Regions from separate parts of the Homo sapiens genome. Here region 2 is linked to region 1. A link is an interaction called in ENCODE POLR2A ChIA-PET data of the cell type or tissue named here. Cell type or tissue: MCF 10A. All regions are shown on one strand. Each heading gives the region's core, and the rest is flanking DNA. Links, peaks and the distances in the headings are about the cores only. Region 1 overlaps LOC105376654 (a long non-coding RNA gene). Region 2 has its middle 76 kb from the start of CHST1.

What was found. Peaks named below come from ENCODE experiments on the same cell type or tissue, not always from the same donor. Only the 100,000 strongest peaks of a DNase experiment are listed, where the experiment ranks them.
Region 2: POLR2A ChIA-PET joins it to region 1 with 5 read pairs; 2 of 35 experiments call an interaction of 5 or more read pairs at or near these places.

The regions. Positions count from the first base shown.
Region 1 is chr11:45,511,995-45,520,326 of GRCh38, reverse strand. The region is part of intron 4 of LOC105376654 (a long non-coding RNA gene); the gene reads left to right. It also overlaps the pseudogene HMGN2P37. Among named protein-coding and RNA genes, the nearest start is that of LINC02687, 140 kb to the right of the region's middle. In MCF 10A, for the core only: no CTCF peak of the experiment used is centred there; no DNase peak of the experiment used is centred there.
Region 2 is chr11:45,585,688-45,594,019 of GRCh38, reverse strand. No RefSeq gene overlaps it. Among named protein-coding and RNA genes, the nearest start is that of CHST1, 76 kb to the left of the region's middle. In MCF 10A, for the core only: no CTCF peak of the experiment used is centred there; a DNase peak (open chromatin) is centred at 3,079.

The DNA.
Region 1 (8,332 bases), core at 203-8,202:
AGATGCTTGACCTGTGTGTTTCCACAATGTGGGCTTTCCTGATTGCATCCCCATGGTGGCTTCACTCCTCTGTCTTCTGTATTTCCTGTAAGTCGACAATTCATTTTTGAGGCTTGATCAGGTTCAGGGTTGGCTTTTTCAGTCATACAACCTCACAGTGCTGTGCGTTTCCATCAGGAGGCACATCATGCTTGTTGTCTCCAGCTTGGGGATGTCAGGAGGTATGGATGCTCACAGCTTGGATCCATTAATCCATTAGGGGTTGCAAAATGGTGAGATTCCAATCCTATCATCCCTTCCTCATTTACGAGCTGGAATACTTCTAAAAGGAGAAACATCCCCTCATCTGCAATTTCGGTACCCAGTAGTACAGTTTGTATAGGAAAGATGGGAAAAATGCTTGACTCTTTGTCTTTATTTACCAACTAATTACCTTTTGATGGCATGATGCTAACAGTTAATACTTGTAGAGCACTTACAGATCGCCAATGTTCTCATCAACACTATCTCATCTGATTAATTAATACCACACAACAACCCTGTGTGGTAGACACGACAGATGGTGTTATTTTTAAATCTTTTTTTTTTTTTTTCAGAAGAGAGAACTGAGATTCAGAGAAGGTAAGCAACTCGTTCAAGCTCAGAAAGCTACCAGAACAATCATTGCTAACTTACAGGGAGCCTTAACTCTGAGCCAGATGCTGTTCTCTAAATGTGAATTAACCCATTTACTCCTTAAACAACTGTAAGAGAAAGGCAGGGACAGTCTCTGTCCCCACTTTACAGGTAAAAAGTCTGAGGCCAAGAAAGCCTCAAATTGCGTGAGGTCACATAATAATACTAGAGATTACCCTTTATTGAGCACTTACTGCGTGCCAAATGCCTTGCTAGGGGCCTAAACATAATACAGCACTCTGCTATCTGTTGTGTGTTGGGTTCTTGCCACATGTCAGGCATATGTCTCTTCATAGCAACCTTAGGTTAACCCTGTGTTACAGAAGAGGAAGCTGATGGTCAGAGTGGTTGGGTCACAGTCCCAAGGTCACAGGGTTTGTATGGAACTGTGTTGGATTCCAAGCCAGTTCTCTTCTGCATTACACATCTCCAGCCCATGGGCCAGGACTTGAGCCTAGACTTTCTGACCAGAGTCTGTGTCCCTTCCCCAGAACCCTCAGAGTGTCTGATCTAGAGGAGGAAATTTTCCTGTGGGCTATCAGCTGCCTCCAGGCTCGTTCACCCTCCTGTAACCAATCTCTTCTGTGCTTGGCCTTAATTGACAAGGGGAGACCAGGGTGACAAAAAAAGGGAAGAAACCTCATTATGTGGCAACAGAATTAGTGGTTTTAGTGACTCCACACATCCCCAGATGTAGTTGGGTCGGCCTTTAATTGCTGTTCTCCACCACTTTTCTCCCAGAATTGGATTATCAAGCCCATTCAGGAGCACAACGTATTGAAAGGACTGGGGACCTCTTGGCCTAGCAGGGAGGGGCAGGAAGGGCCCTGCCAGCCTAGGAGGGAGGGCCCTGCCTGGGCCAAGAGGCCTACCTTTGTCTGGGGCCATGCTTGGTGCCCATCAGACATCATGACAAGGTCCTAAATCACGATGGCCTCAATAATCCTAGCGACCTGGGGCCAAGGATGCGGCTGCAGGCTGGTATGAACAGTCATAAATGCGAGTCTGCCAAGGGATGCTCTCCCTCCTAATGAGATGCTGTGGCCTACTTCCTGCACGGAGAGAGGCCTACGGAGATGGGGGAGAGGGCAGGAGGAGGAAAAACAAGAATCCAATTAAACCCTCAATTCGAGCAGAGTAAATGAATTTGACTTTAGGTGATCAAGAGGGAGAAAACTTCTAATTAGACACAGGGCAATCCTGGGGCTGAGCATGTTCGTGACCCGCCCTCATGCCCGCCCCCGTCACTTTTTAGATAAATGTTAAGGATTAGAATGACATGTAATTAAAATCCGTCAATCCCATACACGGGCTGCTGATGGGGTTGGATGACTGCTCGCTCACCTGCCCTCTGCTTTGTCATGAGGTCCCGCCCCCTCCTAGCTCCTGTGTTCTGATTTGCCCTCGCCGCCAGCCAATCCCGTTTGAGCAGGAGGAAGATTCGGGCCGGAGGGGCAGCCTTGGGACGCGCCCTTTTTCAAAGGCCAAGAGAGGGTTTGGAGAGCAGGGCTTTAATCTGGCCGAGGCACATAGGCCTCAGGTTGCACACTGGAGGCCCTTGGACAAAGGCTGACCCACAGATGAGTTAAAAACAATTGAAATGCATTTATGGCACTGCAAGATCTGGATATTTCACATAAATATTTGGATTTTCTAGTTTCTTTTGAAAAATCAAAAATTATATATTGGGCCTGCATTCCCACAGAGTAACAACTGGCTCTGGTGGAATAGTGGCCGACCATTTAGACAAGATGCGGGTGCCCCAGGTCATTACATCTCCTATCTGGCCTGGTTCACTCATCTGTTGGCCTTTCAGAGGGCAGGTCACTCGTGTGCTCAAGCCACAGGATTGCCTTGTGAATAATTAGAAGTGTTTTCCCTGTTGGCATTTCAATTTTGCAAGCTCTGATCTAGGTCTTCAATCTCTAGGCGAAGGGAAGTGCCCAAAGGTCCACTTCGAACTCCTCTTCCCACCCCAACTCACACACCTTTGCTCATGCAGAACCCTCTTCCTGGAAAGCCCTTCCTCCTGTAGAATCTTAAGTATCCTCCAAGGCTTCATTCAGTGCCACCTCATCCGGGAAGAATTTCCCATCTCCCTAGCAGGAATTTTGCCCTCCCTGCTCTGGCTTCTGGGATACTCAGTGTCCCTGCTATATAGCACCTCTCTGGTGTGTGATGGTGAAGCCACCTGCCCCAGTGGGCTATCAGCTAAGAGCAGGGACCAGGTCTGATTTGCCCTGCCTCCCTTCACGTGCTCAGCACAGGGACTGGCCCAGGGCGGACACCCCGTGAATGTGAATTGAAGAGCATTGAACACACGCCAGCATAGGACTGGCCTGGGCGCACGTGGCAGCGACCAGGACCATCTTTGCCTCTTTCCCAGGCCCTCTTCCCACCTCTTTTGTCTCCCATTTGCCGTCCCTTCTCAGGCTCCAGGCTTGCTGGCTGGAGATTATTTTCAGAAAGGTCTTTGGGAATGAACATGTCAGGATTCATCCTGCAGTGGACAAAGAGAAGCAATACTTAACTCAATGGAAAGATGTGCTCATGCTGGAATATCAAGCATGTAACAGCAGATAGGTCCACAGGAAGATGCCTTTTGAAAGCAGGGCCTACCAAGGGACTCATGGGCTATTCAGTGATTTATACAGACCATGATTTGTGTTATGGTTCATTGACGTCCCGCATTTGGCTGTGACCCAGTGTCACAGGACAAGTCACCTGACCTATTTGAGCTTCAGTGTCCTTGTATGAAAAATGGTGATAATAATACCTTCAGCACATTTCTTAAAAAGTTAAACATAAACTTTCCTCATGATCTAGCATTCTCCTCCTAGACATCTATCAAAAAGAAATGAAAACATGCACCCACACAAAAATTTGCACCCACAAGTCTTTGTGGCAGCTTTATTCATTGTATTAGGCCGTTCTTGTATTGCTATAAAGAAATACCTGAGACTGGGTAATTTATAAAGAAAAGAGGTTTCATTGGCTGATGGTTCTGTAAGCCATAGAGGAAGCATGGCAGCATCTGTTTCTGGGGAAGCCTCAGGGAGCTTTTACTCATGGAGGAAGGTGAAACAGGAGCAGGCACTTTACCTGGTGAAATCAGGCATAAGAGAGTGGTGGGGGATGCCACACACTTTTGAATGACCAGCACCACAAAGAGCACCAAATCATGAGGGATCCACCACCATGACCCAAAACTTCCCACCAGGCTCACCTCCAGCACTGGGGATTACAATTCAACATGAGATTTGGGTGGGGACAAATATCCAAACTATATAATTCATAACAGCCCCAAATTGAAAGCAGCATAAATGTACATCTACTTGTGAATAGATAAACAGAATGTGATATAACCATACAATGGGATACTATTCAGCCATAAAAAGAAATGAATGACTGATATATACTAGAACGCAGGTGAGCCTCAAAAGCATTAAGAAGCCAGACACAAAAGACCACATATTATAGACTCAATTTCTATATGACAGGGCAGAAATTAAATTAGTGGCTTCCTGGAGGCAGGCATGGGGTGGGAACAGGAATTGATATAAATGGGCAAGAAGGAATCTTATTGGGGTGATGAAATGTTCTAAAACTTGGGGTGATAGATGATGATAGCTGCACAACTTGGTAAATTTACTAAAAATAATTGCATTGTAAACTGGAAGTGGGTAGATTTTTATGAAATTGAAACATTGCCCTATAAAGTTGAAAAAAGTACCTTCTTGGCCAGGCACAGTGGCACATGCTTGTAATCCCAGCACTTTGGGAGGCTGAGGCAGTTGGATCACTTGAGGCCAGGAGTTCGAGACCAGCCTGGCCAACATGGTGAAACCCCCGTCTCTACTAAAATACAAAAATTAGCAGCATGTGGTGGCACGTGCCTGTAATCCCAGCTACTCAGGGGGTTGAGGCGGGAGAATTGCTTGAACCCAGGAGGCAGAGGTTGCAGTGAGCCAAGATCATGCCACTGCACTCCAGCCTGGGTGACAGAGTGAGACCCTGTCTCAAATAAATAAATAAATAAATAAATAAATAAATAAATAAGGCACCTTCTGCACAGGGCAGTGGCCATACTCAAAGGAGATGACACCCAGGCCACCTGGTTCAGTCTTTAGCGGATCCCGGGTGCTTCACAAATGTCAGTCTCAATCCCACTGTCCTTGGCCCAGGACAGTTTCAATGACTGGGGAAAAACAATTTGTGATTTCTGCTTTTTTCTGAGGCATTACCTTAAGGACACCATTTGAAGCCATAGGCCTCACCCTTCCAGGCTCCATTTGCCACCCATCCCCTCACTCTTTCCTCTCCAAGGCCTCTGCACCTGCCTCTTCTTGTAGCCTTCTCCACCCCACACTTACTACCTGTTTTCCCAAAGCCAAACTGTATCCAGGTTGATTAAAGATACTTTCGATAAACAATTGTCGTATTTCAGGCAAGACATGGGCAGACAAGCATTAATGGTATACGACAACGTTCAAACTCCCTTCTTCAATGGGCTGCCCAAATCGGAAAGCCACTATAAGACTAGACGAGGTCTTCATTTGATGCTGTGAACAGGGAAAATTTAGAGTGAGGGTTGACATTTCACATTTAACATGTTGTTTAACAATGTTTCACGAGCCCACTCTGACTTTCAGGAAGTAAAAGAAAATGGCAGACTTTATCTGAAGATCCTCAATGTAGAAATGAAACCACTGCTTCTTTAAGGGGCGCCGTCTCAGTGGCATCCCTGGAAAGTCCAGGCTGCCTGAGCCACTGGTAACCAGTGACTGGGGGTTGGATCCCAACAGGGGTCTGGGTTTATGGAAGTTAAGTCTATGCTAAAGGTGGGAATGGAGAAGATGACATAAAAACAAATTTTAGTTTTTCCACACAACAAGGCTTTTGTGCCAAGGTGGCTATGTGTGTCAAAGTCAGGGAATCCCTACTCCTGGGAGCCGAGAGGAAGTCTCCTAAAACTAGAAGGGAAAGATGTTTTCCCTACATCGATCCAGCTTCGGAGGCATTCTATTAGTGACATATGCTCCATTCCCCCCAAAACAACAAGGAAGTGTTCTGAGTGCTAACAACATAGCTTAAAAAAAGGTACAACAAAATTCTGCATTTTCATAAAACTTGATAAAAAATAATATTTCAAACTGTGCAGTCACCAGAGGTACACAGTTACCCCAAATGCACATACTCCACTTGGCAGCCCCAGCGCCTTCAGCTTTCTGTGCCTGCTCTGTGTTGGCAGCTGCATTTTCTGCAGGACAATTCCCCTCCTTGCCGGCATCAGCTTCTCCCATCTTCCCTTTGGGTCCCTTCTCTCCCTTCTTGGGTCCTTTTAGGCCTGGGCTCTGGCTTTGGAGGAGCAGGTTTAGCAGACAACCTTGCAGATCTTCTCTGTGGTTTGTCCTCCCCTTGGTTTCATTTCCCTTAGCATCTCCTTCAGCCTTTCACTTGGGCTTGGTGGTGACAGTAGCGGGACGTAGGTGCTGGACGCGGGGATGCAGGGGCGTGCAGGCTTTGGTGGGCCCGAGAGTCGTTCATGCCTCTTCTTCACACTACTCCCTACCTCTTTCCTAAACCATGTGATGACCTGGGGCCAGGCCTCCTCCTTCCCACAGGGTTCTGCTTCTTCCTGTTTTTCCTACACAAGCCTCAGGCTGCTCTTTGAGGCTTCCTGCACTCACAAACATTTGCTGGCTTCCCAGTGCCTGCAGGAGAAAGCTGGAGCCGTCACCTGCAGGCTCTGCCATTGGTCTCCTTCCTCCCTCTGCCTTCACTTCCTTCTGCTCCATCTTAAAATGACTTTCCATGTTCTACCTTGGCACCTTGGCCTGTGCCATCTCCCTGATGCAGGCCTCACCCTCCTGTCAGCACCCACAGCAGGAACTCTCATGCGGGGTAGGAGGGGGAGCTTAGGAACTTAGACCCAGCTGGTTCTAGACCTGGCTCTACTGCTTAGCAGCCAAGACACTTCAGTTTCCTTGTATGTGAGATGGGAGTGTTATCGATGTGTAACACGCAGAGCTGGGCAGTGTCCCTCTTGCTCACAAGATCTGAAGTCCATGAGGGCAGGGATCATGAGCCCCACCCTACCCCTCCCTGCTCCAGAGTATAACATCCTTGGGACCTAAAACAGAGCCTGGCACAGGGGTATGTCCCAGCACGAGTCTGTGGGCGCATGAATTAGTGAAGTCTGGATTGGCTTTTTTTCTAGTGCCTGGTCTGTGTTTGGTAAATGCCCCTCCCTCCTCCTGTTGGCCTGTTTTTGACAAGCATTTCTTGGATGCCCGACATGTGCTGGGCATTGGATATGGGGCTTCACTTGTAGGAGTAGATGAATAGAGTCACTCATTCATGCATTTCTTCAACTCATGTTTCCTGGGGTCCTACTTTGTGCCAGGCAATGTTCCAGCGCTGGGGTCATAGCAGAGAGCAGGACAGACACCCCTGCCTTCATGGGCTATTTCCTAGTGAGAGGAGAAAATGACAAACCATCACTATAATAATAATTAACTAAATAAGCAGACTATCCAGTGTGTCTACTGGCAATGAGTGCTAGACAGAAAATCAAGCAGGGAAGCGGGTGGTGGTGACAATTTTGAAGAATGTGTCAGAGTAGGTCTCAGGGAGGTGACATTGGAACAGGTGCTGGGGGGTGGAGCCATGTTAACATCTGGGGAAGTAGCCTTTCAGGCAGAGGGAAGAGCAGGTGCAAAGGCCCTGTGACAGGAGCCTGCCTGGGTTGTCTTGGCTGTAGGTAGTTGGGAAGGTAACACTAGGGAGGTGACAGAGGCCAGGTTAGAACTTGAGCCTTTGTTCTGGTGGAGGGGAAGCCATTGGGGGGTTTGAAACAGTGGAGTGAAGTGACCAGACTTATGTTTTCAAAGGATTCCCCTGGCTATTGTGCTGAAAACAGACGGTAGTAATAACAGCAGTCAACATTTACCAAGGGCTTACCCTGTTCTGGGCACAGCTCCAAGCCTTTTAGACAGTTCAACTCATTGAATCTTCACAACGACACCATGAATTGGGTACTACAATCCCCATTTTAAAAAAGAGGAGAGGGAAGACTCAGAAAAACAATTTTCCCAAGTTCATATAGCCTGTACATGACAGAGCTGGGGTTTGAACCCAGACAGCAGTCCAGGCCAGGCACCTGTGTGAGTACCATTACTCTGCACTGCCTCTTGCATGGGGAAAAATGGGGCTGTGAATTCAGACAGACCTGAGTGTAAAGCCTCACTCCATTTGACAGCTGTGTGGGCTTGGGCAAGTTACTTAACTACTCTGTGTTCTAGTCTCATCTGTACACTGAAGATAATAATAACAACTGTAGAGGTTGCCAAGGTGAAACAAGGTCAAGGGTAAAATTCTATATGTGGCCGGGTAGAAGTCAACACATGGTAGCTTTTCCTTATGAGCCGAGGGCTTGGCTGCTCAGCCTGCCCACTGCAGTCTATCCCTCCTGTCCCCAGCAAGGGATGACATCAACCTTTAAAGATGGTGTCTTTACAAGGACTGTAGGACCTTGGCCCAGTCCCTTCCTTTTTCTGGGCCTCAGCTGTCCCTTCTGGAAAGAGGAAGGGCCCACGTGGTGCTGGCGTGGGTCTCTCCCAACTCTGCAGTGCCACAGTTGTGCCTAGTAAATTTT
Region 2 (8,332 bases), core at 11-8,010, 74 kb before region 1:
AGGAAATAGAGGTGTGTCGCGTGCCTCCTTTGTGCCAGAATGGTCTGCACACTGCACGTACGTTATCTTATTTAATATCTCCATGAGGTAAGAGCTTGACTCTCATGCTCCAGACGAGGAAACTGGAGTTCTGAGAAGCTAGTCACTCACCTCCCATAGCCCAGATGTTGGAGAAAGGCTGTGCCCTGTAGTTGGCACTGATCAGGGCGGCAGCCTGGGCACTGTGAGGCTCTCACCTTGCTCACTCCTCTCCTGCAGACTGGCTACTCATGGCCATTGCCCATATTCCTATTGAGGTCTTTTCCTCTATCTCATTGGTAAGTAGGATAAAAACAGTGCAGTTAGCGCTGGCCCTTTTCTTGGGGCTTGCGATAAGTACAGGTGACTGTCTGCCTTCCCCATCTGACTGTAAGTTCCTAGCAGGGACTGTGTCTCATTCACCTCTGGATTCTCAGTCTTGGACTGGAGATCAGGAGAATTCCAGTCTTGAATCTGCAGCCCAGTGCTCAATCTCCTTGGCTTTGCCACTCTTCAGTGGGGCACCTGAGCCCCCTCTCCTGATGGCTAGGTCCCCTAGAGCACAGCTTTGAAACTGCTGGTGGGACCTGGGGGTGTCCAGTATGAGTCCTTTGGATGTTGACATTCTTCGGGCTGTGCTGAGAGCTCTCCCCTGGCTCACTGTCCACACTGGTCTGCCTGTGAATTCCATGTTGGATGGTGCTCTAGACAGGTCTTGGTTTCAGGACAGAGTCCAAGAGAGATGACTGTTTCACCTAAGAAGGGCAGGAGTCAAAGAAGAGGGGCTCATGTTCCTTCTCAAATACCTCACCATGTGCTTCCCACAAACTGACTCTGGACTGGCCTGCATGGATGTGGGGAGGGGAGTCCAGGCCCTGAAGTCAGGTGCAATGCTCTCTTCTCTGGTCATCTGTGACCACTCTCCATCTGGCTGTGACAGCCCCACAGACTTCTCCATTCCAGGCAGCTCTAGAGAGCTAGGAAAGGGTGGGAGAGAAGAGAGGCTGCCCCTGCTCCCACGGCCCCCTCCCAGCTTTCCAATCACATCAACAATTTCTCTTGGCATTGTTTCCAGTCCCATTAATATTCATAAGTGACTTTTCTACTGTGCTTGCGATTTTCTAGGAGACAGACAGGCCCGCACTTTCCTGTGTTAATAGGATCCAAAGCTCACCAACTCAGATCTTATTAGCAAATCTCCATTAGATACCGTGGCCCTTCTGGGCTGCCTGATAGGCGAGCTTTGCACCACGGGTGACAGCCAGAGCAGGTCTTAATCCAATATGACTTTGCAATCCCCACTGCAGAGACAAGCCCAAGGAGGAGCCTGGGCAAGGAGCAGATCAGGCTGAGCTGGCCATCCTATTAGGGGTGGAAATGGAGTCCCTGGGGCAGCCAGGGCAAAGAGGCTGGCTGTGGATGGGCTGCCTCCCCTCCCAGAAAGGGGCACTTTATTGATTCCTTCCTTCAGTCACTTGGACTTTCATTTATTCAACAAAATAATCACTGATTGCTTCCCATGTGCCAGATCCTGGGCTATGGCTGCTTTTTCCCTCCCGAGGCTCATTGTCTGGGTAGTTGGTGGGGTGGACAGCTGTGCTTATGAACAATTGTTCCATGGCAGGTGCCATGCATAGCCCAAGGTACTGATCCCCAGAGACAGGCAGGTGAGCAAGCAGGGTTTAGCAACATCTGGGAACAGAGGAGCAGGCTCTAGGAAATTTGTGGGTGGGGAGCAGTGGCTGGCAGCTACTCCTAGGTCTACCTTGTACTTGCAGAAGCTGCTTTCCAGCATGCATTAGCTGCATGACCTTGGCCAAGCCTCTTTACCTCTTTGCTGTATCTTTTCCCATCTGTAAAACATGGCTAATAGCAGTGTCTTCCTCCTAGAGTTGCCATGAGGATTAATGGTACCTGACACATAGGTAGCACTATGTTGGTGTAGCTATTATTATTTGGGGGAACTCCAGGGTTCCTCTTAGCTTTAAACTTCTTGAACTGAGCCCCAGTTTCTGTGTTGTGTGGAACAAGCTTGATGTGTGCAAAGGTTCCAGGCTCTGGGCACACGCAGGCCCTCCTGAGCTCCATGGCTGCTTGTTGTAAAGTCAGGGCATTTAGTGGGCACTCAGGGGTACTGTGTGGCTCCAATGCTAAGCCCCTTTGCCACTGAGAAAACACTGATGTGGATGAAGGTCCTAGGGGTGGTGGGGGTAAACCCAGGTCCTGGATGAAAGGCAATCAAATCTGTGAAATCAGAGAGTTGGAGCAGCTGACCTGAAGGGAGTCTTTCTAGGTCTGAAATTCGCTGACCTAAGGTACAAGGCCCAGACCCCACCCTCTCTAGGTGCTTGAGGTAGATGAAGCTGGGAAGCCCCGTCTGCTATAGGTCAAATGTGCCCCAACATGCTCCCAAATGATGGACCAAATGTGGGATTCCGTGGTTAAGGCGTGACAAAAGCATGGGAAGAGAGACTCTGGGGGCTGGGGAAGTCAGGGAGGACTCTCTGGACGGGGCAGGACTTGATCTGATCCAGCTTCTAAGAATGTGGACAGGGAGAAGGCAAGGTGATCCAGGTGATGGACACTGGAGGGGCCAAGGCGTGGAAAAAGGCTGGAGGATGGAGAGGAAGGGAGTGGAAGCAGTGAGGCTAGGAAAGACCCCTTGTCTTCAGGAGGCCACAAACTGGTGGTCTGAGATCTGTGTTGTTGGCTCAGTGTTTAAAAATATGTGATATTTAAGGGGTGCCTGTGTGTTTTTCCTTGCCGCCATCCTAACCACTCCTTGTATCACACTAGGCCCGGTTTATACTTTTAGGTTGCCTGCCTGACACTCGGAGGCACTGGAGTTTGTGACCCCCACAGGTAGAACCTTAAAGATTTGGTGGGAATTCAAGCCCCAGGTGAAGTCTGGGCCATTTGACCTTAAAAGCTCTAGAAATTGTTATTAGAGTCTGGGCCCTGGTGAGCTGTGTTATTGTGAGGCCTAAGGCTCCTGGGCTGGCCACAGAGATGGCAGAGTGCCCCTGGCCAAGTCCCTATAAAAGCAGAAGCTGTGTCTCATAATTCCCAGACCCGCTTTGGCAAAATGCCCAGTCTCCCTTCCTTGTGGAAGGGGAATTTTTGGCTGATGGGCGCCTGAGTTCGTGATCAGATTCCTGAAGTCCAAAATGGCCAGAAGCCATTCTCTGCCCACTCTGCAGCCTGAGTCTGTCCCTGATCCCCTTCTCTGCAGGCTGCAGCAGTGCCAGCCATTTCCAAAGGCCTGGCTTGGGAGGAAGAGTGGGGCAAATAAAACACCTGTGAGAGGTGAGAAGCTCTCTAAATTCCCTAAGTTGGTTTCAAGGCTGAGGATTTTTATCACCAGCGAATCTCGGTGTTTTTGTGAAGGCAACTGAAATCTGGATGCTTTGCAGTCAGGGGGCCCAGGAAGAGCAACTTTGGATTTTCATATGTAGCTGGGGTTTGCCAGGGAGAGGGCATGGCAGGGGAGGTGGAGGGTGGGTGGGGAGCAGGCTGTTGGAGGGGCAGCAAGACGTTGTTGTTGGGGACATGGGCTTTCTGAGTCACAGACACCTGGGTTGGAACTCTGCCTCAGCTGCTGGAAAACTGTGTGACCTTGAGCAAGCCCCATAACCTCTCTGAGCCATTGCTCGACAATGAGTCTGTCATTTGATAGGCTTTCGACAAAGGAGAGCTATAATTATGATTACTGTTATTTTGGGGCTAGCCTTGTGGAGTCCTCAGCTGGTGGACAGCTGAGCTCTTCCATCTTTGGGAGAATGGGTGGAGCATGGATCCTCTGCCCTTTGACTGCAGGCTGTACTGATCCAAGGGGTCCAAAGGAGAAAACTTTGAGCCATTATTGAGCAAGGCAGCTGAGGAGTAGAAACGTAGCCTGCACAGAGAGCTGTGTTAGCCTGGCAGCTCCCAGCAAGCTCTGGGGCAGGTACCCAGGGATACTCTTGGGGATCAAGGGTCAGGCAGTTCTACCTTGAAGAACGAAAGCATCAAGAGTGTCACAGCTGGCAGGAACTTTGGGGACTACCCAGGCCAATCCCATCAGGGTTTTTTTTTTTTTTTGACCACTTGCATAGTGTTAGGGTTTTTTTTTTTTTTATTGCCACTGTAACAAATTAGCACAAGCTTGGTGATTTAAAACAAGAATAAATTCATTTCAAACTACCAAGTTTAAAATAGTTTTGGAGGCCAGAGATCCAAAATCAGTATCACTGGCAGAAATCAAGGTGTGTGCAGGGCTGTGCTTTCTCTGGAGGCTGCAGGGGAGAATCCCTTCCTTGCCTCTTTTAGCCTCTAGGAGCTCCTGGCAACCCTGTGCTTGTGGCTGCGTCACTCCAGCCTCTGCCTTTGTGGCTATCTTGCCTTCTCCTCTTCTGTCTGCCACCATCTTTTAAGGGTACAAGTGATGGCATTTAGGGCCACCTTGATAATCTGGTATAATTGGTATAATGTCCCCATCTCAAGATTTTTTTGTTGTTGTTGTTGTTGAAATGGAGTTTTGCTCTTGTTGCCCAGGCTGGAGTGCAATGGCTTGATCTTGGCTCACTGCAACCTCCACTTGCCATATTCAAGCAGTTCTCCTGCCTCAGCCTCCCAAGTAGCTGGGATTACAGGCACCTGCCACCACACCTGGCTAATTTTTTGTATTTTTAGTAGGGACAAGGTTTCACCATGTTGACCAGGCTGTTCTCGAACTCCTGACCTCAGGTGATGCACCTGCCTTGACCTCCCAAAGTGCTGGGATTACAGATGTGATCCACTGTGCCCGGTCTCAAGATCTTTTATTGTATCTGCAAAGTCTTTTTTTTTTTTTTCCATATCCTTATATGTATTCACAGGCTTCAAGGATTAGAACATGGATCTCTTTTGGGGGCCATTATCAGCCTACCACACCATTAAAAAAGGCTTTTTTTGGAGTTAATTTTAGACTTATGGAAGAGTTGCAAAGCTAGTCAAAGAGTTCCCATATAGTCCTCACCCAGTTTCCCCTTATGTTAAACTCTTCCATAATCATACAACATTTATCAAAAATTAGGAAATGACTCTTGTTACAATATTATTCACTATTAACTAAGTTTTGGAATTTATTCAGATTTCACTTGTCTTCCCACGAATGTTCTTTTTCTGTTTCAGGATCCGGTCCAAGATATCACATTGCATGCATTTAGTGTCTCCTTAACATCTTCCAGTCAGTGAGTTTCTCAGTGTTCCACTGTCTTTTATGACTTTGACAATTTTGAAAGGTACTGGTCAGTTTTGTTTCGGTGGAGTATTCTTCTGTTTGTGTCTCTCTGGAGCTTCTTCATGGTTCTATTGAGGTTACGTGTTCCTGGGACAGATACCATAGAGCAATGTGCAGCACAACTGCATCGTACTGGGGATATGTGATGTTGGTATGTACTAGTCATACATACCTAGTGATGTTAACCTTCCTCTCTTGGTTAAGGTGGTGTCTGCTAGGATTCTCCATTATAAACTTACTATTCTTCCCTTTGTAATTACTCCTTATTTAGGAGGAGATACTTTGAGACTACACACATATCTTGTTTCTGCTCAAACTTTCACCCACTAATTTTAGCATCCATCGATGGATCTTGTCTGTGGCAATTTTGACTATGCTGTTCTATTTCCCTCATTCCTTCTACATTTATTTCTCAGAATCCTTGTGTAAGATGTTAAGTCTTCTCTCCTATTTATGTCTTCAGTTATTTATATCAGTATGGACTCAGGAGCATTTCTTTTATTCTTTGGGTTACAATTTAGCAATATTGTTATTGATCTTGTTGCTGAAGTCCTTTCAACTTTGGCTGTTGGGAGCTCTTTCAGGGTGACTTCTGAGCCCTTTCCAATTGTTCCTCTCCTTCCTCCCTCCTTCCTTCCTTCCCTCCCTCCCTCCCCCCTTTCTTTCTTTCTTTCTTTCTTTCTTTCTTTCTTTCTTTCTTTCTTTCTTTCTTTCTCTTTCTTTCGTTCTCTTTCTTTCTTTCCTTCTTTCTTTCTTTCTTTCTTTCTTTCTCTTTCTTTCTTTCTTTCATTCTCTTTCTTTCCTTCTTTCTTTCTTTCTTCCTTCCTTCCTTCCTTCTTTCCTTCCTTCCTTCCTTCCTTCCTTCCTTCCTTCCTTCCTTCCTTCCTTCCTTCCTTCCTTCCTTCATTTCTCTCTCTCTCTCCCTCCCTCCCTTCCTTCCTTCTGTCTCTTCTTCCTTCTCTCTCTCTCTCTTTCCCTCCTTTACTCTTTCTGAGGGTGAGTTCCCCCCATGACTATAACCTGTGGTCTTGCACAAGCTTAGAAATTAGTCCCAGTCTTTCTGTAGATGGTTTTTGATGGACAAGGACTACATCTCTCACTTCAAAGTTCCTGGCACTTAGCACTGGCTGAGCACAAAAAACACACTCAAAACCATGAGTGTTCTTGGCTTCCCTTCTTCACTCAGCCCCCTTTCCTTCCCACTCTTGGTCACTGAAGATCTGGCCTTGTCTCCTGGAGCATATTCTCAGGAGGCAGGGGAAAGACACGTGAGGAATGTGGGCCTTGGAATCAGATCTGGGTTCAAATCCTGTCTCTACTGCTTCAGGCTCTGGAAGCTTGGGCAGCTGACCTACCATCTGTGCCCCTGGAAGACAGGGATGATGGAATCAACCTTAGAGAGCCAGTGCCAGGATGACAGAAGACAATAGATGCAGAGAAGGTTGCACCCTGCTTGGCCAAGTCGGTGGTGACTGCTGCAGCCTTCATAGTTGGTTAGAGAAGAAAAGGCAGATGAAGTAGGGGGAGGGTGGAATCTCTGCTGTTCAGTCCTGTTTCCAGGTGAACTTCAATTTTATGCATTCCATTTAAAATAGAAGGGATTTGTGAAATATATAACCATAGGTGATTTGAAATGGATAAATTTGTGAGGCTTTGCCTATAAATGTGTTATACATAAGACTAAAAAGATCCTCATATCTCCTCTCTCTCTTTTTTTTTTTTTTTGCAAGTAGGGTTCCTGTGTTTTCCATGTTATGCCCAGGGTGCTCTGAGCCCCAGGACTCAGAGACCCCCAGATGCCTTGTTGAGTGCCCCTCCTATGAGCATCCTTATGCCTCTGCCTCCTTGGCCCACAGGAAAGCAAGCAGCGGCAGCCTGGCATAGCTTCCTTCCCTGACTGGAAGAAAAAGCCTGATGTATTAATGACCACACTTAACAGGCCTCAATTTTAATCTCTGCTTTAAATTTGGCACAATTGTTTTTACAATAAAGCCTGATTTTTTTCACAATAGGGTGCTGAGTGTGTGTGTATTCCATTCAAACACAAAGAAAGCCTGCTTTACTTACTGCAAGAAAGGAAATAAATAGAAATCAGCCTTTGTCAGACTAGAAATTCATAGATTCCAGTCATATGCCAGGCTGTTCAATGCCCCCTCTCCTCTGCCTTCTTTGACATCTCCCTCAGCCTCAGTCTCATTCTACAAGCATTCCTGAGCACCTGCTGTATACCAGACGCAGGGATTAGGGATGAGTGGGGTACATGACTGCCCTCCAGGAGGGAGAAGTGACTGCTTTAGGGGGTCACAGGCTGAAGCTGAATAGGCTGGACCCGGACCCTGTAAGCCAGGTAATTGGGATCAGTGTTTCTCAAAGTGTGGGTTCCCTAGATGAGCTCAGGCACTCTCAGGCTTGGCATCAGTCTCACTGAATCGTGAGTAAGAAGGGTACTTACTTTTGAAATCATTGTCAATCCTGATCCTGGTAGGAGAATGTCTCTGGTGGAGGTTGGCATGTCTTTAAGGCCTTTTGAGCCCTTGAGATCTTTCATTTTAATGAAGAAAGCAGAGCACAGGTTCACAGCCTTCTCGGGCCATGGTGGTTTTTGGGCAACGTGATTCCGGTTTTCTAATGCAGGAAAGAGAAAACTTTCCTTTTTAAATAAACTGATCTGTGTTAAGAAAAGCAGTTGATGTAAAGAAACATATTAAGTCAATAATTATGTGGACGGCATGAGTACACAACATTCTGCTAGTGGTAGTGCTGGGATGCCTGAAGACAGTGAACACTGATCTGGGTGATCATTCTCTTGGTGTTTATTTCGCAGGTGCCATTCCTGACCTCAGGTCTAACAGTCCCAGCTCTTAGGTGCCTGGGGACATGTGAAGGACATTTGTCCATGATTGGGTCAAAGTGTCATGGTTCATGAGTGTCCTTTGAAGTCAGCATGGTGATGGCAACAGTAATCAGAGAGACGCCTCAAAGGGAAGGTGCGAACTGGGGGCCCAGGCAAGTCAGAGACGGGGCCCCCTCTCCCTGGGAAGAATTTCCTCCAGT